Linked DNA regions of Mus musculus: all the other regions are linked to region 3. A link is a loop called in an ENCODE intact Hi-C map of the cell type or tissue named here. Cell type or tissue: gastrocnemius. All regions are shown on one strand. Region 1 overlaps Nbeal1 (neurobeachin like 1). Region 2 overlaps Nbeal1 (neurobeachin like 1). Region 3 has its middle 22 kb from the start of Nbeal1.

Region 1 (8,000 bases), 110 kb before region 3:
AACAGCTGGTCTGACACTAATTGTTACAGTTAAAGAAGTACAACACTTGTAACTAAATAATTAACTGTTTGGAAAGCCAGAAACTCAAGCAAATCCACAATTTTGCAGTCCCCTTTCTCGTAACATAGTTTAACTGCTTTCAAATACTTCTACATACATATTTACTCTAGCTGCCATGTCCTCTTCAAGAAGTTCTAGTTTATCTTCCTCCATGTCACTGAGTTTAACTTGTTTCACTACTTCCAAAAGCAATGAATCACTGGAAGGCTGTAAGTGCTGAACACCTGTTTAATTAAAAAAAAAAAAAAAGAATAAATTAAAAACTAGTACAAAATATTATAGCATTTCTGTATTTTCTGACAGTTTTGATATTTGAGGATTTTTAAAAATTATTACACATGTGATAAAATATACATGCCTTTAAAATGACAGTTATTTTTAATAATGGCTAATTCTAGATTCAGAAATAGAGTAAATACTGGATTAGCAGTCTGAAAGAGGTATAGAACTGACTTTATGCAAATTACAGATTCATGAATCAATTATATTTAATTAAAGGCAAGTTAATGCTGGGCAGTGGTGGCACATGCTTTTAATCCCAGCATTTGGGAGACAGAGGCAGGTGGATTTCTGAGTTTGAGGCCAGTCTGGTCTACAGAGTGAGTTCCAGTTCAGGACAGCCAGGGCTACACAAAGAAACCCTGTTTTGAAAAAACAAACAAACCAACAAACAAACAAAGTTAATAATTAAATAAATGCCAATGAGTTACTATCAATGTGATTGTGCACTTGTATTAAATATCAAATGACAGCCAGGCCAGGCATGGTAGTGCACACTTTTAACCCTAGCACTTAGAAGGCAGAGGCAGGTGAATCTCTTGAGTTCAGGGCCATCCTGGTCTATATATCTAGTTTCACAGACAGCCAGGGGTACATAGAGAGCCTGCCTCGAAAGAGAAAAAAGAAAGCAAAGTCTGTATGAGCAGCTGTCTATAGCTAACAAATAATAATCAGCAGAGCCATCACGTCCTGAGGTGCATGGGGAGGAACAGGTAACCCTAATACATACGTAAAACACATACATGTACAGTATACAAACTAAGTACTTTGTAATAAATAACAAAGGGCTTTATAATAGAAAGAACATGGACACTAAATTGGGATACTAGATTTCAATTCTGTCCTGCCACTGGGCTCTCTGAATCTGTGCTTCCTACTTTCTAAAAACACTCCAACTTACATTGAACTGTACGCTTAATAAACAAAAACAAAACAACCAAGTGAAAAGGAATCCCAGCTACACATCTTACAGAGAGTTAATTACAACAGTATGTAAAGAACTAAAAAAAAAACCAGGAAAACATACCAAACCAAACCAAACCAAACCAACCAACCAAACAAAAAACAACCCCCCCCCCAACCCACCTATTTAAAAACATGGGCATGGGACCTGAACAGTCATCAAAGGAAGAAAAAAAAATGGCCAAGAACCATCTCAAAAATGTTTATTGTCCTTACCAATTAGAGAAATATAAATCAAAACAACTTTAAAATTCCATCTTACCCCAGTCAGAATTGCAAAGATCAACATACCACACACAACAAATGCTGAAAGGGATATGGAGAAAAGAAAACCTTCATCATTGGCTGGATTTCAAACTAAAGCAGCCTCTAGGAAAACCAGTGTGGAAAATTATCAAAAAAGTTAAAGATACATCTGCCCTATGGCCCAGCTATTCCATTCCTTAGCATACACCCATAGGACTGGACAGTCTACTCCACAGACACTCAGCCATGGTCACTGCTGCTTCATTCACAACAGCTAGGAGATAGAAACAACCTTACTGTCCCTCAACCGATGAATGGAAAACAGAAATGCGGTTCTTATACACAATGGAATACTATCCAGCTGTAAAGAAAAATGCAATCATGAAATTTTCAGGTAAATAGAAGGACCTAGAAAAGACTGTGAGTAACCTAGACCCAGAAAGATAAACATTAGATGTTCTCTCTCATCTGAGGTCCTAGCTTAAATCTTCCTATTTGAGTATATATCCTGAAGTAGCTATAGAAACTAGGGAAATAAAAGGGATCATATCAGGGTAGATAGATGGGGGAGCAACAGAGAAGAGACTAGCAGGATGCTACTGATCTGATGAGGAAAACGGAAAGGGGGAGAGGGAGATAAAGACAGAAGAGAGGAGGCTGAAATAACAAAAACCCAACACCAGGCATGAGAAGATGGAGTTTCGTGATTGTTGATCAAGATTGACAGAGACTCACAAAACATTATGGGCTCTTGCTACTGTCCTTGGTTTCCTTCTGGAGGTAGAAAACAAGTGCCTATTGCTGAGGACGCCAAGTACTTCAAAAACAGCACAGAGGCCCCTGAGCTAGAAATGGCTGGAAAGCCTCCTCCCTCAGAAATAAGTTTTTACGGTAACAGAAACATCAAGTGAGCTTCCAAAGGAAGAAAGCAACCAAAAGACCTACCCACTATGACATCTATGAATCACAATGACCAGCACAGCATGGTAACCTTAAGATGCAGTAGTGGCACACATACTTTGGTGATTAGTGACAACTCTAATTGGACTAAAGATCAAATTAGATTTCAACAAGAAAGAAATTCTGGCTGGTGCTAGAAACCTAGCCAACTACTCAGGACTAGTGAAGTCATGGATGTTGGAGGAGAACCAACAGCTGCAACTTTAGCAAACTAGCATTAATACTTTACACTCTAAATATTTGTCTTTATACCCATAGGTAAGTGTAGCCCTCACTCCTCATCAAGAAAACCTCTCTTTGTAATAGATGGAGACCATTACAGAAAAACATCAATAACCAAAATGCAGAGTTGTGGAGCTGAGTCCGACTGGATCCATCTATAAAACAATTCCCAAACCTAAGGTTCAGGGACAGTCTTGGAAAAGAGGGCTGAAAGACTGTAAGAGCAAGCTTACCATGAGACTATATCTCCTGGGAACATCAGAAGATACACCCATAAAGTCTAACCACATGGTTAGACTGTGTAAATATGAGTTGAACAAGGACAATAACAACAACAGACATGCTAAATGGATTTGGGGTGTGTGGTGGGATATATAATATATACACATATGCACGTAACAAAAAAAGACTGAATTTGAAATAGAGCAAGGATAGGTTCATGGGAGAATTTGGAGAGAGAAAAGGGAAGGGGTAAATGATGTAATGATATTATAATCTCAAAAATAAAAGAAATAATAAAAGATATATTTTAAAATTTTTTCCAAGTCAGGGTTTTACTATGTTGCCTGGGCTGGGCTGAACTCCAGATACCTCCTTCTTAACTGCTTAGTTAGCTGGGATTAAAGCCATGCAGCAGTGCACTAAGCTCCTCAATCAAAAGAATCCATTTATTTTGTCTCTCAAGGTAGCCTGAGCCTGAGAAACTTTACATAGCAAACAACAACCCTGGCATTCTGCCCCTCTGCCCCTACTTCACAGGTACTGTGATTACAGATAGGAATCTAGATTTTCTTATCCATCACAAACTCGGTGTCTTGAGTTCTTAATGGGCTTTTCATTAAAATATTACATACAAGCATTTTACAGAAAAGTCTATGACATAACCCTGTTCTGTATATTTGCAATGAGTTATTTGCAAAGTGTACTTGAAACAAAACAAGCAACTATTTTCTTACTAAAGAATATCATGAATTGGCAGAATATCAAACTATCTTAAGAAGTAAGCAAAATAACTCTGCACTGAATTGTGAAGTACACCCAGCAGAAAGCACTGTAGGATGAGCCACTGCTTGCTCCTAGTTTTCACTACCATCGAGCACCATTTCTCCCATCTGTCCAGTTTTACTGTCACCACTGAACTGGAACACTTCTTAAAATATGCAATGAGTAAAGCTGAGGTGAAAAAAGGACAGTGGTTTTCTTGAATTTAAGACGGCTGAGGTAAGAAGAAAGGATATAAACTCATCTGCAGAGTAGGAGAGGGTAAGGAAACAGGAGTGGGAATTTCCCAGAGAAGGATTTCTTGGAAAATAGTAGGGAAATAGCATCATTGAAACTACTACCAAACTAAAGTGATGCACTGGAGGGGGATGTCTGCTAGGTAATGAGGACAGTTACATTTTGAAAAGGAAGTGTGCAAGTGCCAGAAAACTGACAAGGCAGAGAGGCTTATATATATGACTGTAAGCTGCTATGTAAGATACATTAAGTTAGTGTTTGTGTCAAAGACAAAATATTATTTTTCATTAAGAGAAAAAATCATAATTATCTGATTTACTTTAGAACACAGAATCCTAAATGATATACTGGCTTTCTTCAGCTTTGTAGGAATGGTCAATATGTTAAACGGAAAAAAAGTCTAAAATTTGGCCCTTGTTTAATCTATAGACCTATCATGAGATACAAGTGGTACAGAAGCAGCTACAGTGACAATAATTATGACTTGGCAAACATGTAGGTGCCATGGACACATCACAGGAAATACTTCTGCATATTTCAGACTTTTCTTCAAAAGAGAACAAATGACAGCCAATAATGAAGAGCTTCTTACAAAGTTATAGAAACCCCTTTAAAATCCATTTTGAAATACTACTTGGGTAAATATTTGCAAAGTATTCTTTTACAAGGCACATCTAAGACATTAAAAATTAGGGCTCTTTAAAAGCAGGTTGGGCTGGAGAGATGAGCACTTTCAGAGGTTCCGTGTTCTACTCCCAGCAACCACATGGTGGCTCACAACCTCTGTAATGGGATCCAATACTGTCTTCTGGTGTGTCTAAAGACAATAACAGTATATTCATATACATTAAAAAGGGGGGAGGCAGGTTATAAAAGAGTCATAAATTAAAGGATGGGGAAGTAGGCTAATTTAATAGTCAAAGGAAAGGATATTATTTCTCAACAAAACATAAACGAAATACAGTAAAAATACTAGCTTTCTTTGGAAAGTTACATTCAATGAAAACACACACTCATCTTAGATTTAGGCCAAAATTAACAACACTGAATTCATGTACCAATTTACACATACACTTTAAAGTACTATACCCCTTTGTTCTTAAGTAAACATCTAAAACAGTAAACAACAGTAAGCAGCCTGTCAACATCTGTTCATAAAAACAGGAAGCTACTGTAACTCACCTAAATTATCTCTTAAGGCACTAGCTTCCTCGTGGGTTTTGAAATTATAATTTGGTACCAGTTTAAGTCTCATGCGGGAATAATTTTCAACATTAGCTAGTTTCCAGTGAATTCGATTCTGTTTCCTATAAAATTCACAATGAAACAAGTAAAATTATTTGAAATTATAAAAATTAATTGTTTACAGCGTATAAACAAGTATAAAGTGCTTCACAATTGTTCAATACAATTTAGAAAATGATCAAGATATAACAACTGGCTAGTTTGCACAAGGCCCTGGGTGTGATTTCCAGCACTACAAAAAAGCAGACTTGGGTAAACCTGAAGGAGAGCAGCGGGATGGGGGCTGAGTAAGAGCAGCGGATGGCAAATGTGTGCAAACGGAAACCTACTACTCTATATGCTAGCAGCTACTTTCGAAACAAATGTAAATGTTTATGTTTATCATCTGGACAACTGTCATGAAAACTAAAATGAGTACGTTTGACTGCAACATATATGAACCTAAGAGAATTTAAATTACCCAAGATGCCATGAGGCTTAATGGTAGAGAAATAAGATTTGAACACTAGCTTTCAGACTTCTGGCTTGATTACTTTATTCTTTCATGTTAAATGCAATTTTATAACCATAATATTAAAAAGTTTTACTACAAATAAAAATAACTACAAATGTGGGAATGGATGGGTAGGGGAGTGGGGGGAGGGCATGGGGGACTTTTGGGCTAGCATTGGAAATGTAATTGAGGAAAATACGTAATAAAATAACTACAAATGGATCAAAATCCAAAATATCAAAGTTAAGATGATAAAACTCTTAGAAGAAAAGGTAAAGTTTTATGACCTTGGACTTGGGTATGCTTTCCTAATACATTATAAAAAGCATGCAAGGAAAAAAAACTAGGTTTATTAAAATTATAACTTCTGAAGAACAAAGGTCACAATCAGGAAAGTGAAAAATCATCTACATATTTGCAAATCACCTGAAGAGTCACTGAGAATACATACATTCTGACACACACAACTTCAGTGAAAAGTCCATCATTCAATGTGGGAACTAGGCAAAGGAAACAAGCCAACACTCTTCAAAGGCATACAAATGGCCAACAAGTACACAAAACAGCACTCAACATTGTTGGTTATTAGAATGGTGAAAAACAAAATTATATGATCATGCTTTATATACACAACGGACGGGCTATTTGAAAAATTGGAAAACGACAACTATCAGTTAGAATGTGTGAAACTGGAAAACATGCTGACATTTCCTTGTCAATGCCTAATAAGTTAAACATGAAATATGATGCAGAACTTGCATTTATACTATATACCCAAAAGGATTTAAAAGCATGCTCTCAAAACATTTTGATACAACTATCCACAGCAGCACTGTCAGAATAGCTCAAAGGTGGCCAACAACTAAATATTTATCCACTGATCAGAGGGTCAAAAAGATAAACAAAAGGGTTACTTTACTACATTTTTAAAACAAGGGCTATAAAATATATACACCAAAAGAAGTGACAATATTAAGCTGTAAAATGTTGAAGTGCATAACGTCATTAACTCTAGCTTAATAAGGTGATGTGAGAAAGGCAGAAGCACTGTTGTGGAGTATTAGAGTCTAAAGTCTAATGCATGTGACACTAGGGTGAAAGGAGAGCCAAGCACATGACAAGTAATACGTACACACAAACCTCCCGTCATTCAAAACCAACTCATAAAGAACAGGAATTCAAAGTACTCTTTAAAGAATTGGAGTAAAACATACTTAGCTTAACAGTTTAACATATAATGCCACAGTTCTAAAGAGCAAAACATGTACCTACTTTTCAGCCCAAGGCCCCCTTTCGCACGTAAGATAGAGCCGTATCGCCTTCCAGCGTCTAACAGCCGCCAACTGCTGACTGTTAAGTTGTTTAATCATATTATTATACCTCAAGTTCTCTTGACGGGCTTTTCGATTAAATGGCTCCACAAAATACTCCTGAAATAAACAGAAAAAGACGAGAGTAATGTATCTATAAATTTTTATTTAACAAAAAAAAGGTATATGAAAAAAGAAAGAACATAATTTTATTTCATTAAAATACTTCTCTTTGATGAGGACGGTAGAATTTTAGCTATGTTCTACTTAAGATTTGACTTGTAAAAATAAAACACACACACAGACACTCACTCTACAGCTGATAAAATAATCAATAAAAGTCACCTACTGCTGAGCCTAACAACCTGAGTTTGTTCCCAAGCACCCCAATTGCGGTGGTATACTCCTGTAATCCCAACACTAAGGAGGTGGAGTTAGGAAGACATGAAATTTAATGTTATTCTTAGCTGTTTATCAAGTTTGAGGCCACTCTGAAATATGAGATAGTCACACACACACACACACACACACACCAAAAAAAAAAAAAAAAAAAAAAAAAAAAGAAAGAAAAGGACTAAGATCTAAAATATCTACTAAAACTCCAGAAAAACAAGCTGTCATTAAATTGTGGCTGTTACCATACTTGTAGGAAGGAATCAATGGTATGAGAACCAACACTAAAATAGATCACTGCTGAGACAAGTAAGGAAGTCACAAAGTCCCATGAGAGCTAGGTATCAACTCATCAATGCCCTTATTACATGGACATAACATCTTCCTTCAATACTAGTAGTGGGATGGCTGGGATGTGGGTTGACTGGTAGCATGTTTGCATCATAAGCCCTGGGACCAATCAATGAAAGGTGCAACCTGAGTATAGCAGCAAGTGTTTGCAAAGTGAAACAGGAGGGTCCTAAGTTCATGGTCATCTTGGCAGGTACAGAAAACATGTAACACTGCCTCAAAAACTAAGCATACAAGTA
Region 2 (8,000 bases), 84 kb before region 3:
GGGCTGAGATGGGAACATTCCAAATTCAAGGTCAGCCTGGAAGGGACTAAAAGAGAAAGGGAATAGAAAAGGAGAGGAAGGGAAGAAAGAGAAGCAGAAAGGTAAGGGAGGATATGAGATTAACAAATATCTCATCTCATACAGTTACCTGTCACAACTGCAGCTATAAAACACTAATTTAGTCAAACTTCCCAATACAACGTTCTTTATGTAGTAACTGTACCTGACATTTCAAGGGCTATTCATAATACACACCTGCCACTTTATTTTGTATACTTTTAAATGATCTAAAATTCACTTTACACATTACATAAAAAGATAAAAGTGTGTGCTGGGAAAAAAAACATAACGACTTAAAGAGCTCTTTCTGTGGTAGTAACTGAACTTTATGAATGGCAAATATTTTTCTTCTCAGTTGCCTTTTATATTTTTGTGAGGGGGGCTTTAATTTTACCTAAACATAAAAATAAAAAATTGTCTTTCTCCTAATAATTCTGTTCCTGTCTTGTCTCCCACATTAGGTAAAATGTTTCATTAGTTAATTTATATAGCTATAATACAAAGTACTAAAGACTAATTTTCAGATCTGGACAACATAAGTAAATTTCTATATATAACACACAAAATTAGTCTTGTAAAGCCAATATTACAAAGTCAAACTGTGCAACTTATATATGAATATAAACCATAGCATAGGGCTGGTGAGATGGCTCAGTGGGTAAGAGCACCCGACTGCTCTTCTGAAGGTCCAGAGTTCAAAATCCCAGCAACCACATGGTGGCTCACAACCATCTGTAACAAGATCTGACTCCCTCTTCTGGTGTGTCTGAAGACAGCTACAGTGTACTTACATATAATAATAAATAAATTAAAAAAAAAAAAAGATTTAAACCATAGCATATTTTTTGAGTTGGCTTGATTGATAGCATAGTTTACAAAGGTAAGAGTTTCAGTCAAGCTGGGCGGTGGTGGCCCATGCCTTTAATCCCAGCACTTGGGAGGCAGAGGCAGGTGGATTTCTGAGTTCGAAGCCAGCCTGGTCTACAAAGTGAGTTCCAGGACAGCCAGGGCTATACAGAGAAACCCTGTCTCAAAAAACCAAAAAAAAAAAAAAAAAAAACCAAAAAAAACAAAAACAAAAAGAGTTTCAGTCAGTCACTCAACTATTATTCTTATTCATCCTTCAGAATATAAATCTGCATAACATTTTATCGATCTATCTATCTGAAGATTTTTTAAATTTTATTTTGGAGTCAGGGTCTCACTACACAGTCTTGGTTGGCCTGGAACTACTAAAAAGACCAGGCTGAACACAAATCAAAGAGAACTGTCTCTTTCTCTGCCTCCTAAGTGCTGGGATTAAAGACGCCACTACCATGCCCAACATTGCATAAAACTTTAACAGAGACCTATTATTAATATCAATTTGGTGATGCTGGGCAAGTAGATGGCTCAGTGGATAAACTATGTGCAAGCCTGAAGGTCTGAGTTCAAATCCAATTACCCATGGAAAACTCTGGGCAGGACTGCCTGAAAACTCCAGCACTGGAAGACAGAGACAGGGAGATCCTGAGAAGCCAGCTTACTTAGCCTAAAAGGCAAGGTTTCTGATCAATCAAAGCAACAGGTGAAGGTCAATAGATTTCTAACAGTGTGCATGCACGCATGCATGCACACACACACACACACACACACACACATCTCTCTCCTCCCCATCTTCTTCTCAGACTTTAGAATATCCTGTGTCCAGTTCCTATTATTCAAAAATTCTAGCTATATGCTATGCTTAAGTAAACTTAAAGTAAATTTAAATTATACAATGCCCACTGTATATTATTAGTTTACCTTAATGTCCCAATTCACTACTTTGTTTCCTGTTAATCTTCCATGCAAACAGTTAGCAGACAAGTCAAGGCAAATTGAATTTTTGCAAGCCTAAGAAAAAAAGAAAAATACAACAAGCACCTTAGTGCAATTAGAACAAAACATAACTTTAATTACACAGAAACTATTCCACCATAATTTAAAAAGTGAATAATAAAATCAATAACATGCCTAGCAATTGCTTTTTACTGTTCTATCTATCCATCTATCTATCTATATACATATCTACCTACCTATCTCTGTGTTGTGTTTGTGTTTCTGTGTGGGGGCATGTAAGCAGGTCTATACCTGAGAGGCCAGAGGCAGACGTCAGCTCTTAGATGTCATCAGTCATTCTTTACCTTCTTTTTTGAGACAGGATCTCTCACTGAACCTAGAGCTCACCATTAGCTAGACTCCATGGCCAGCAACTTATGCACCTGTCTCTGACCCTCCAGCCCAGGGATCATAGGCAAATCAGTAATGTCCTTTATATAGCTGCTTGGGGATCCAAGCCCAGGTCCTCATGGCTACACATCAAGTTCTTTAAATAATAGCTCTTAAAAAATAATCAGGGACTAAATCTAAAGCACTCGCTTATCAAAAGCAGGTCACTGCATTCAGTTCTCGGCACAAAGAAAACACTGACTTTTAAAGAAACAGATGGCTAAACACCTGCTACAAATAAGGATAGAGATGAAAACAACTGAAAAGCTGAAAACTGTTCCAAAGTACCACTTATCAAATTAGCGTTCATTAATACTTGAGTTGTTTCTAAAGAGTGCTCAAAAAACTGGTGAAACATTAAACCAAGGAGAATTTTTATCACAGCATGGTTTTTAAAGCATATGATCAATCTCTAAGAAGGCTGAGAAGAACACAAGAACTCCATGACTTACTCACTGAACTCAGACTTGTACCGTTAGCACACCTTTCTGGAGAAACCAACGTTCAATAAACCGACTTACTTACATAGAAATCACATTTCTTCAGGGAAAACAGTGAGGCAATAACTAATTTTTAAAAGTACATATTTTTAAATTTTCGTCTCAAAGAATACAATCTTAGTATCACCAATTCAAATTCACTTTGTAAAAAGGTAACGACCATAACATTAAAAACCTGAAAAGAGTGTGTCACTTGGTGTACTACGTGGAGGAGATGCACATACTTCCTAGAATCTGTGCTACACACCGGAGACTGAATAGGTGAGTAAATACCAGTAGTTGCCAAGAAAGAAGTTTATGGTTAGATAAACAAACTTATGTTTGAGAAAATACATAGATCTTGATGGATCAAAACTAACTTTTGCTAAGTAAGTATTTTTTAGGGAAAACTGAATAGATGATATATTCAATTATGTAAGAAACTATGTAAAAATATTCAGGGATAAAGTTTTATAGTTATGCCAATCTGCTTGTACAAATGACTTGAAAAACGTCATAAAATACAACAAAATATTAACAATTAGCTAATTTGGGAAAGAATTATACAGGATAATTACATTATTTATTTTTAATTTCTAAGGTATGAAATTTATCAAATTATAAAGTTGGAAGAACATAAAATCAGTAAGTTTGTCAAGTCAGATGTAACAAATAAATAGTATGATTGTATACCAGCTTACTAAACTAGGAAAATATATTCTATATTGTCTCATACAATAAAAGTACTTTCTGTGCCAATGTAATATTAAATATGATAAAGGCAAACAATGCTGTTTGTGGCACTTGGCTGCTTTCCTCTTCCCACTTGTACCTTATGCCTTTCTCCTTCCATCTTTACTGTCTCTTACTTTCATTAACTGAGTTTTTGAAGGGAAAAGAGTTAGACATGGCAGTATACTGGAAAGTGTTTCTATCCTTTAAAAACATCTCCCTTCCCCCTCAACATCACATTTTTTAAAAAGCAAACTAAAGTTTGAGTATTGCTGTTTCACCTCTCTTGAGATGACTAGAGAAACAGGTTTAAAAGGTTTCATTCACTAAAACCAACTCAGAACCAATTTCACAAACTATTCCAATACGCACTAGAATGACACATAACCTAAACTCTAGCTGAGAAGGTATGTCTTAATTTTTGCTCTTCTCAACTTCCTTTTACAAACCCTAATTTTTTTTAAAACTCAAGATTCACCACAACTCCCACCCCCTATGGCAATTACCCACTGAAATGACAAAGGGAATAAAGCCATCAATTTGAGCTCATGGAAGTCACAATTAGGGACAGCCATGCATTTACCTTTCCTGTGTAGTGAAGGAGGATGTTACTTGGCAAGTCGGCCATATCACAGTCTTGACACTTCCAAGGGCTTAAGCAATTTGGACCTGAAAATTAGTTACACACATACACAATCATCACTAAATATACATGTCCTCTTGGATTCTATGTTTCTAGAACAAAATTTAAAATCAAAATGCTTCAAGTTACTCAAATGACAGAGCTAAAACACACTGTATACATGTACTTTAGTTTTAGGTCACCTCTAATTTTTCTAAAACCTAGAACATTTGGGGAGATGATTAATCTCTGCTGTAGAAAGGACACTGTATGAAAATATTATAAAATACTAAAATTATATTGATTTCTCTAATGTAAACAAATTCAAAAGAATAAGAAAAGCATTAAAAATGTGATACTGAGTATAGTGGTACACAACGCACACATTTATCTATTTTTATTTTACGTGCATTGGTGTTTTGCCTGCATGTATTATTATGTGAGGGTTTCAAGTAACATGAAACTGGATTAGAGATTATGGACAGTAGTGAGCTGCCATGTGGGTGCTGGGAACCTGAGTCCTCTAGAAGAACAGAGGTGCTCTTAACTGAGTCACCTTTCCAGTCCAGTTGGTATAACCTTTAATGCTAAGACTCAGAAGGCAGAAGCAGGCAGGGTTCTATAATAAGACTCTACCTTAAAAAAAAAAAAAAACAAAAAAAAAAAAACCTGGTTTTTCAATTTGGACAGACAGCAGAGAAATGGGATAGCATGTAAGTAGGTAACAGTGCTCATTTTATTTACAACTGAAATGTAAGCTCAAAGTTCCATCTGACACATAATGGAAGATTATTTAAATTATAATTATTTAAGTGTGTGTGTGTGTGTGTGAGAGAGAGAGAGAGAGAGAGACAGAGGTAGAGAGAGAGAGAAGGATATGTGCATATGTATAAAAGTATATGTGCTTATGTACATGTCGAGAGGCCAAAGAAGCTATTGGGTGACTTCTTGTATCTCTCTCTTCCTTAGCCTCTTTCTATTCAGCAAATCCCAGTGCTTGCCACCACCTTATTTTTATTAGACAGATCTCTTAGTCAGGCTGAAGCTTCTCTTTTAGGTGGGCTGGCTGGCCTGGAGTCCACGTTAACCTTGGGGTGATGGTGGAAGGCATCCACAGCCAGCTTTCCCAGGGGTGCTGGGATCCACACTCGGGTTCTTCTGCTTTCACTGAGCCATGTCTGCAGCACAGCTGGATACTCCATCTCACTGAAGCTGTGCTAAAGCTGACACACTTCTGTGTCATCAAAAGGACTCTGACTGTTTTCTCTCCTTTGACTATATGACATGTATGTAGAACCATTCACTTATTCACACTTTTAATGTTTATTCTCAGAAGTTAATCATAAAATCCATTAAACTAAAACTCTAAATACAACAGCTCATCATATTGAAGAAAAATGTTTTAAAGATGGATTTACTTATTTCATGTTAAGTACACTGTAGCTGTCTTCAGACACACCAGAAGAGGGCATCAGATCCCCATTACAGATGGTTGTGAGCCACCATGTGGTTGCTGGGAATTGAACTCAGGACCTCTGGAAGAACAGTCAGTGCTCTTAACCACTGAGCCATCTCTCCAGCCCTCATACTGAAAAATTTAATTTTATAACAATAGTTAAGAAATTATAGCTAGGTGGTACTGGTGCAATCTTTACTCCCAGCACTTGGGAGGCAGAGGCAGGTAGATCTCTATTAGTTCCAGGCCAGCCTGGTCTACAGAGCAAGATCTAGGAAAGCCAGGGCTACACAGAGAAATCCTGTCTCCAAAAACAAACAAATTATAGAGAATTTATAATCATAAATTCAAGAAACCACACAGAGGTAAAGAACAATAATTTATAATAATGATATAATTATCATTTAAGAGTAAAATTGTAAGTAGAACTATTAGAATAAACTGTATACTATATAGCCACAAATGCTGCACTAAATGACTCATTTCTAACCACACACTTACTTGGCTTGGAAACCACACATTTGAATACTCAGTGAGTGTCAAAGAAATGATAATGTTCTAATTTAAACTCTGAAAAATCCAGATAGTTCTATTCATCTCAAAACTCCTATGCAGTCTGAACAGGGTGTCTTTATGAAAAACAGGCTCTCTGCAAAATTAATGTCCATGACTCTTAAATTTTTTAATTCAGAATATTCTGATAAAATACAGCTATAAAACAGAAATGTTAGGACTAATAGTAACTAATATATTATATTCAAAATCACAGTCAAAAGAAAATAACAAAACAAGAACATTTACAATACTATACCTATCTGTACTGCCTTCAAAATTTTTTTAGGTATATTAATAAATAAATCATAAGACTGACAAATTCTAGGGAAAGACTCAGAATTTTTGAATTACATAATTTCTTATGTAGGTAGGTTTATATGTGATTTCATCAACTCATTAGCATCTTTCTAAAGTACTTAAAGTGTTATGGAAGTGACTGACCTAAAGTTACACTAAAAATATACTTTCCAATGTGACTATTATAATTATAGTCTTTAAACAAAAAATTAAAAATAAATTATGTCTTAAGAATGGATCCTAATCAGACAGAGCCCCTCATAAGAAAAGGAAGAAACACTAAAAAGAGGTCTGTTCTTTTTCTCTATATGCGCAGTGAGAAAAAGTATGAAAGTTCATACTGAGCTTACAGTAAAAAAGGGGCTGCCTAAAGCAAAGAGAAGCCTCACTAGAAAATGATATTTATATTACCTTAATCTTGAACTTTTACCCTCCAGAAATGTTAAGAAAATAAACTTTGGGGCTGCTGAGATGGCTCAGTGGGTAAGAGCACCCGACTGCTCTTCCGAAGGTCCGGAGTTCAAATCCCAGGAACCACATGGTGGCTCACAACCATCTGTAACAAGATCTGACGCCCTCTTCTGGAGTGTCTGAAGACAGCTACAGTGTACTTACATATAATAAATAAATAAATCTTTTAAAAAAAAAAAAGAAAATAAACTTTGGTGATTAAAGACAGAGTCTAGAAGTTGATTATGGCAATCCTGGGAGACTAACACAGGCAGTAGTTTTGATACTTAAGAAATTTAAATATCAATACTTAAGAGATGGCTCAGCAATTAAGAGCACTGACTGTTCTTCCAGAAGTCCTGAGTTCAATTCCCAGAAACCATATAGAGGCTCATAACCCCCTGTAATGGGATCTGATGCCCTCTTGTGGTGTGTCTGAAGAGAGCGACAGTATATGCATATACGTTAAATATAAAACTTTTTTAAAAATTTAATGATCACTCAAAATGGGCCTGGAGAGATGGCCCAGTGGTTAAGAATGTGTATAGTACTCTTTGCAGATGATCTGGGTTCAGTTCCCAGCACCCAGATGAAACAGCTCTGAACTGTATGGGACCAGATACCCCCTCACCTGTCTATGTGTATACACATGGTGCTCATGAACTTACAAAGGTATACACAGCACACCCTTGTTTTAGGCATTCCTACAAAAAAAGTATATTATAAAACAGGCTTTTCTTTTCAGTTCCAATTAAAACAATCACAGGTCTGTAATATAGTTCAGTACTTAGATTACTTCCTTTATATGTGGTAGATTCCCAAAATGTGAGTGAATGAATGAATGAATGAATGAACAAAACACATTCTTCAAATCAAGTAACTCTTTAGGAAACATTCAGGTAAAAACGCGAAGAAAAAGACAATGCTAAATACTGTGGCTGTGCATGCTCACCTGCTAAATACAAAGCCTTGACCTGAGGAGGCTGCAGAGCTTCATGGAATATAATCACAGATCCTAGCTGGCCCTCCAGAGACGTGGGACAACCCCATTCACTATCTTGGGTTCCAGCTGAAATTAATTTGGTAAACAATTTCGATT
Region 3 (8,000 bases):
GCTATATGAGACTTTGTCTCACACAAGAACACGAATTTTAGGTGAATGCCAGAGGTAGAAAAGTGATTAAAAATGTGCACAAAAACACAAAACAAGATAATCTTTATAAATACGAGGTGGAAACAAGCAAAGTGATCTTCAAAAAGACCAGTGTTTTGTGGGTAACTGCTAAACTAATAAAGCTATGGAACAGAAGAATACAGATTCGAAGAAGACCAATACATTAATGATCGAATAATTCAGGGCAGAGATGAGACACTGTAAAAAGGGACTAATACGTAATCATCATAAAGAAAAGCGGCTGGGCCAGGCTGAGATGCTCACGGGGTAAAAGCTTTTGCCAAACAAGCCTGACAACCCAAGTCAGGTCAGAACCTCAGAAGCCACAGTGGAAGGAGGGAACTAAGCCCCATGAGCTGTCCTCTGACCTCCACAGTCACACTATGGCATGGGTACACAAACATGGGCAGACCCTACCCCAAAGTGTTAACTGATGCGATGTAAAAAAATAAGAAATTTTAACCTATTTAGAAAATTTTAATGCTGAAATCCAACTGTATTTTGCATTGGTGATGTAGAAGTAATTTTATTGGGGTGAGTCTGCCCCACTCTAGCTAGTACAGCACTCGAATAAAAGACACAGAAACCTGGTATTTTGGGGGAGGGGGGTTCAAGACAGGGTTTCTCTGTGTAGCCCTGGCTGTCCTGGAACTCACTCTGTAGACCAGGCTAGCCTTGAACTCAGAAATCTGCCTGCCTCTGCCTCCCAAGTGCTGGGATTAAAGGCGTGCACCACCATGCCCGGCTGCCTGGTATTTTTATTAGCAAGCTAATTACTTGCCCACTGAGCCTTCCCGTGTTTGCTCTGCTCCATGTGTGTCCCCAGGGCAGTTTTCTCTTGGCCATGAGTTCATGGTCCATCCTCATGGTCCATCCTGCTTCATGGTGGCCTCCTCCTGCTCCCATCTTTTTCCTTCTCCTCGTGGTCCCTGAGACTTCCCTACTTGATCTCAAGTTCTTCCTTCCTCTCTCTCCTGCCCAGTCACAGGCTTTAGCGTTTGCTATTCAATCAGGGATTATTCTTCACAGCACACTGGTCAACACAGTGCCCATGTCCAGAGTGCAACCTAATCTTGGGGCACAGAACTCAGCATCTGAATACACAGTGCACAAGACCAACCCCAACAGGATGATACCTTCAGAACTTCACCATAAAGTTTTTGATTGTTTTATTATTGTGATAAAATATAGAACAAACTTTGCTATTTATGGCCAGTTTTTACCATGTCCATTTAAAAAGTTATTTTCTCATTTGGTATGTCTGGGAGTTTTGTCTGTCTGGAAACTTTTGGAGACCAGAAGAATGTACCAGATCTTTGGGAACTAAGTTCCAGACAGTTGTGAGTCATCTCATGGGTGCTGGAAATTGAAGCTGGCTCTCTGAAAAAGCAGCCATAATCCCACCCTATATGTCCATTCAAAAACAATATGTCATTCAGTGGCATTTACTATGTTCACAACTATCACTACGGTGTATTTCATCAGACAGAAACTTTATGTCTTAGTTATTACTCTATTGCTGTGATGAGACACCATGAGTGAAGCAGCTTACAAAAGAAAACATTTAATTGGGGGCTTGTTTACAGTTTCAGAGTTAGTCCATGATCATTGTGGCAGAAAGCATGATTAAAGGCAGGCATGTCTCTGGAGCAGAAGCTCAGAGTTTACATCCTAGCAGCAGAGGCAGGGGTGGGGTTGGGGGAGCTATGGTGGGGGCTTTTGAAACCTCAAAGCCCACTCCAACTGACACACCTTTTTCAATAAGGCCACACCTCTTTTTTTTTTTTTTTTTTTTAAAGATTTATTTACTTATTATATGTAAGTACACTGTAGCTGTCTTCAGACACTCCAGAAGAGGGCGTCAGATCTTGTTACAGATGGTTATGAGCCACCATGTGGTTGCTGGGATTTGAACTCCTGACCTTCGGGAGAGCAGTCGGGTGCTCTTACCCACTGAGCCATCTCACCAGCCCCCAAGGCCACACCTCTTAATCCTTCCTAAATAGTCCATCAACTGGGAACCAAATATACAAACATGTGAGCCTATGGAGGCTATTCTCATTCAAATCATTACACTTGATAACCACTTGAGTAATAATTCATTTTTCTCTCCCCAAGCCCTGCCCTGCCTACTGCCCATTTCTTTAAAGTTTTGTTTTTCTTTTTCTTGTTTGATTTGTTTTGTTTGTTTTCAAGGCAGGGTTTCTCTGTGTAGGCTTGGCTAGCCTGGACTCACTCTGTAGACCAGGCTGGCCTTGAACTCACAGAGATCTGCCAGTCACTGCCTCCCAAGCGCTGGGATTAAAGGCATGTGCCACTACTGCCTGACTCTATGAAGTTTCTTATGCTACACATTTTGTGGAATAATATTTGCCATTTTGTACCTAGCTCATTCAGCGTAATTTTCAAGGTTCATTCATGTTATTGTATGTCTTAGTAATTCCCTCTCCTTAAAAAAAAAGATTTATTTTTTATGTATGAGTACACTGTAGCTGTGAGCCTTCATATGGTTGTTGGGAATTGAATTTAGGACCTCCGTTCACTCCAGTCAACCCCACTCCCTCTGGTCAACCCTGCTCACTCTGGCCCAAAGATTTATTTATTGTTATAATTAAGTACATTGTAGCTATCTTCAGATGCACCAGAAGAGGGCATCAGATCCCATTACAGGTGGTTGTGAGCCAACATGTGGTTGCTGGGATTTGAACTCAGGACTTTACCCGGTGAGCCATCTTGCCAGCCCCATAATTCCTTCTTCTGTCTGTGTAAAATATTCCATGTTAAGTACATGCCATATCGTGTTTATCCATTCATCAGTTGATGAATACTTGGGCTATGTCCCCTCCTTAGCTATTGTGAATAATGCTGTGATTAGAGATGCCATGCAGGCATCCATGTGAGTCCATTTGCCTTACAACAAAGAATGGAATTGCTGGATTATATGCCAATGTTTTACTTCTCTGGCACAGGCAAATGGGAGTTATTTTCCAAACTAACCACAGAAGGAAAAGTTACTAGTCATTTGAGTTACATTAAGATTAAGAGGGTTTTTTTGCATTTAATTCCAGCACTAAGGCAGGAGAGTCAGGCAGATCTCTGTGAGTTCAAAGGTAGTCTGGTCATACTGAGCTCCAGGCCAGTGAAGTCTATATAGATAGTATGACCTTGTCCCAAAATAATGAAACAAGGCTTGGTGGCAGTGGTGCAGGCCTTGAATCCCAGCACTTAGGGAGGCAAAGGATAACAGATGTCTGAATTTGAGAGGACAGGCTGGTCTACAGAGTGAGTTCCAGGACAGCCAGGACTACACAGTGAAACCCTCTGTTGAAAAACCAAAACCAAAGAAACAAAAACAAAGATTAAGAGGGGCAAAGGATATACCCCAGTGGTAAAAGTGTGTGTTGAGCACAAACAAGGCCCTGGGTTCAGTCTCTAGCAAATAATAATAAAAACTGTTCATGGATAGTTGTGTAAAACTATGGGCTTTTCTATGCCTACTGAATAATGACAAGGAGATCTTTACATTTATTAAAAGCTTTAGGTAGATACTCATATATTCTAACCAGACTATGCTGACCTGGCCTACCTTCCCAGCCACATGGCCCATTACCTGTCATCTTAGTCTTGCCCTGGGTCATCCTTCTTCATCTATGTCCCTACCCTATGTCGACTTCCCTGTTCCCCTTCCCGAGACCCTCTCTCACTTTCCCTGGGCCAGAAGTCTTTTCCTCTCCTGCCCAGCTATCGGCTGTTCAGCTATTTCTTTAACCAATCAGAAGGTTATGGAGAACCATGGTTTACAAAACACCGAGTGAGGATATGCTTCATAATAATGACTGCAACCAGATCTTTGGGTGCAGAAATCAGCATCTGGATACACAATACACAAAAACATCCCCCAAAAGTTGCCCTCCAAATTCTAGGTAAATAAAGTTAGCCAGCAGCAGCCTGTGATTCTGTACAATGAAGCTAATTCAAACCACAGCAGTAGGAAACCGTCCATCCTTCCTGTGGTCTGACAGTGTTTCACTGAAACCCTCAAGATTCCAGGAAGACATATATTGCCCACTTTCTCTTGATACTGTTGATTCTATATAGGCACATAAAATCATTCATGACATGAAAGTAGAGGGAATGGGTGAGAAAAGAAAGATACTGGTGGGGGGATGGGGAGAAAAGGGTATTGGGTTGCACTATAATAATTCTTTTCCTGCTAAGTTGAAGATGGCGTGATCCCCAACATGCAATTCTATTTCAGGCCTGGTTTGCTTCTGCCCTCTGCTGGGTGCTGGGATGGTTACTCTTGGTTGTCAACTTTATTACATCTGGAACCAATTAAAAAAACCAAAACCAAAACCAAAACAAACCCCAAGCAGCTGAGCAGACCTCAGAGGGATTTTTTTGACTGTATCATTTAAGGATGAAAGATCTGCCCTAACTCTGGATCATTTGGGGTGGGAAGACTCGCCCTAAATCTGGACCACACCTTCTAGTGGCTGCCCACGTGAAATGACATGAAAGAAAGCTTCTGCATTTTGCCTACTTGCCTTCTCTTTAAGGAAAGTTCATCTATTTTGTAGCTTATGAATTCCTCTACTGATAGTAGATGTTAGAATGCACTTCTTCAGGATTCCAGTGCACACTGAAGACTAACAGCTTTCTAGGACTTCTCTGCGTCTCTAGCATGAGATTGGGACTGCTGACCCATCACTACTACTGGAATCTTGCCTTGAGATAGCCATCGTGGGGTTATTTGAACCATTCTAATAAATGTGTGTGTGTGGATGTGTGTGTACATGCACATTCAATTGTTTGTTCCTTTAGAGAAGCTTTACTGATACACTGCTGAGTAACCTTAGAGCTTGGTAAGTGAAAAGGGAGGGCAACCTCAGAAGCTTCAGCAAGTGAAGCTGCCACTCTCTGAAAGGAACAAACTGACTTGATAAGTTGGACTTGTTTGGATTGTTTTGTATGTTAGCACCACCACCCCAATCAAGTGGCAAGAGTCTTGTCTTGTCTTGTCTTGTCTTGTCTTGTCTTGTCTTTTCTTTTCTTTTCTTTTCTTTTCTTTTCTTTTCTTTCCTTTCCTTTCCTTTCCTTTCCTTTCCTTTCCTTTCCTTTCCTTTCCTTTCCTTTCCTTTCCTTTCCTTTCCCTTTCTTTCTTTCTTTCTTTCTTTCTTTCTTTCTTTCTTTCTTTCTTTCTTTCTTTCTTTTTTAATGTCTTCTTGGAAAACTCATACATGGAAACCATTATGTACTTACTACTTTTATAAAACAAAGTCTGCTAGTACTGTTTAGAAAACAAGATCGGATTTGTCACATGCAAGGTAATGAGCGTGTAAACTGGTATGATATGTTTGCAGAGTGGAATGGGAAACCTAAGTGTCAGGTCCAGGAGGGCAGTGCTGGTGACAAGCCAAAGGTTTAAAGCAGATCTCTTAAAGTGCTTTCTGTTCAATAGAAAGTTTCCCTAATCCTCCAGGAACCTTCCTTAACCAGCTCATAAGGGTCAACTACCTTAGGCAAGAGCACTAGTTCCCAAGTCAATCTGGACAGCCCAAATCCAGTCAGAGCCCCACCCTGCTAACTGTCATAAAATCTACTTGCTTTGCCACTATTCTGCTCTTTCTGCCCAGCCCCCAACTCTCCACCCACCGGAAATGGCCTTGGCAGTTTGGTCCCAACAAATTATTCTATCTGCTATGGAACAGTCTGGTTCAGTAGTTTCATTTGGGGCTAAGGTTATGTTTTAAATTGTAATTACTGTGTTTAAGAGATCCATAAAATGCTGGGCAGTGGTGGCAAATGCTTTTAATCCCAGGACTTGGGAGGCAGAGGCAGGCAGATTTCTGAGTTTGAGGCCAGCCTGGTCTACAGAGTGAGTTCCAGGACAGCCAAGGCTACACAGAGAAACCCTGCCTCGAAAACCAAAACCAAAAACCAAAAACCAAAAACCAAAGATGCCTCTAACTTGTAAGCCCCACTTGCCCAAGCACAGATAAACCCGTAAACCTCACCTTCTCAAGAGCAGTTAACGTCCTACAATGCTGGGGGCTGTTGTTCATGTAAGATAGCAAGCCAGATGCTCTCACGTCTGTAACCAGGGTTGGTTGCCCCAAGGGCACAGGATGTGCTTGATCTTTAATATTCGGGAGGCACAGAGGCAAGAAGTCAGTCAGGGTGGATGCTTGCCCCTGAGTGGATGAACGTGGGAAGGAGGTGGCTTATGGCTTTTACCTTTATAAGCATGGGACTACATAATTCGTGGCTACTTTCTGGGGATCCCAGGTAAGGACCTGGCCAGTGTCCAGTGCCCTAGCCAGTATTTAATAAAGCTCGCTTCAAATTTGGCTCAAAAATTGTGATAGAGGTCTTATTCTCTCCTGGTGGGTTAACATTTTCTCTGCACCTCTGCTTATACATAGGATTTATAGAATCCCAACAACTACTTTGTATATACCTTGGAGAAACTTCAAATGGAACAGATAAACTCTACCCTAACCATTCAGCCCATGTGTTTCACCAATAAAACCAACTACAGAATTACCACACTTATATATTTGTTATAATTAAGTAATAAATCTTAATAGATACAATAAAAGTATGTGGCAATTCAACATCTTTTTATATTATAAATTATTTTTAAAGTAATGAGGATCTGAACTCCACATGCCACCACACGTGTAAACTACTGGAATGCTGGCTTTGTGTTCTAAATACTTGGATTACCTCCATGTGACATTTTATTAGTGCAGGGACATTCATTCTCTCTTGATTGTTGTCCTATGTTTAATGCATCTTTTTTTTTTTTTTAGCATTTCTAAAACTAAATGATTTGTCACAAAGGCTCTCAGAGATCTAGGTAATTTGAAAATAAAATTTAAGTGCTGATAATAGTTTGGAAGAAATACATTAGTACCAGATTTTTATATTAGTGAAGGCCCCTGAGAACCTTACCTGACTTTTCTAAAGTGACAGGAAAGTATTTTCTTGTTACAGTGAATTTTGATCACTTGAGTTGATATGTAATAAAATCTGGTTGTGATAAATACTTTGATCTGTAGCTGGATTTAGCTACTTTGTGCGTTCTTCTTTTTCCCACCCTTTATCTCCAACCCCCCTCCTTCACTCCCCTATCACGTGGTAGGAAAGAAAGAAAGATAGAGGGGAGAAAGAAAGATAACATAAAACACTCTTTTAGGTTCTCAAACAGGGACATCTAAGGGAGTGCTTTATGTAGTCTGCATAAATACTCAAAAGCCACTAAAGCTGTTATTCATGGTGGTGGTGTGCCCACTCAGGAAGAGTTCGAGACCCAGAAGACCACCAAGGAGACGATTCCCATGTAATCCCACGACTTTATTCAAGCTCGAGCTTGGGCTCACCGCCAACCCTGATGCAGCAGACTGGGGGGATGAAGCCCCGAGCCCTCAGCAGGACAAGGCTTTATAGGAAATGGCGAGCAAGCAAGGAGGTTTCCAGCCTGGCAAGCATCTAATTGAATGACTATTGTGAGCAGGTGACAGGTGGGTGCTCTGAAACAAAACCATGAACAATCACAAATGGTCTGAAAGTACATCTGGAACTATCAGACTAATCTTGATTGGCTGTTGCTAGGGAGTAGCTAGGGAATAGATATATCTGTTTGTCTCCATGAGTAGGATTAAATCTTACTAATTATTCTATATCCAACAAGTAAAACTATCTAGCGCTCAGCAAGTACTCTATCACTGCTAATCCGATTGGAGAAAATTATATACTGCCTAGTACTAAGTTTATTAACATAAATAAATCCCAAGCCCTTAGTCTGCAGGGCCGACTGGGGAATTGTAGTGACTACTCAACGATCTGCATAGACGCCTTCCAAGGCTCCTCTCCCAAAACCATCTTCACTTTGTATGCATGCTCTGTATTAGATCTTCTTCCTTTTGTTGTTTTTT

Evidence for each region. A loop is a pair of places that touch in the nucleus more often than their neighbours do. Peaks named below come from ENCODE experiments on the same cell type or tissue, not always from the same donor. Only the 100,000 strongest peaks of a DNase experiment are listed, where the experiment ranks them.
Region 1: a loop joins it to region 3, with 3 times the contacts of the local background. A loop is called at or near these places in 14 of 42 quality-filtered maps.
Region 2: a loop joins it to region 3, with 2.6 times the contacts of the local background. A loop is called at or near these places in 8 of 42 quality-filtered maps.

Annotation. Positions count from the first base shown.
Region 1 is chr1:60,269,409-60,277,408 of GRCm38, reverse strand. Nbeal1 (neurobeachin like 1) reads right to left here. Exons shown (of 55, transcript NM_173444.2): 33 at 6,980-7,137; 34 at 5,152-5,276; 35 at 158-284. Among named protein-coding and RNA genes, the nearest start is that of Cyp20a1, 70 kb to the left of the region's middle. In gastrocnemius, a CTCF peak has its summit at 4,722; a DNase peak (open chromatin) is centred at 4,737.
Region 2 is chr1:60,238,729-60,246,728 of GRCm38, reverse strand. Nbeal1 (neurobeachin like 1) reads right to left here. Exons shown (of 55, transcript NM_173444.2): 16 at 7,854-8,000; 17 at 4,105-4,190; 18 at 1,846-1,935. Among named protein-coding and RNA genes, the nearest start is that of Nbeal1, 62 kb to the right of the region's middle. In gastrocnemius, no CTCF peak of the experiment used is centred here; no DNase peak of the experiment used is centred here.
Region 3 is chr1:60,154,998-60,162,997 of GRCm38, reverse strand. No RefSeq gene overlaps it. Among named protein-coding and RNA genes, the nearest start is that of Nbeal1, 22 kb to the left of the region's middle. In gastrocnemius, a CTCF peak has its summit at 4,340 (motif pointing left); no DNase peak of the experiment used is centred here; H3K4me3 peaks cover 715 bases; H3K27ac peaks cover 1,024 bases.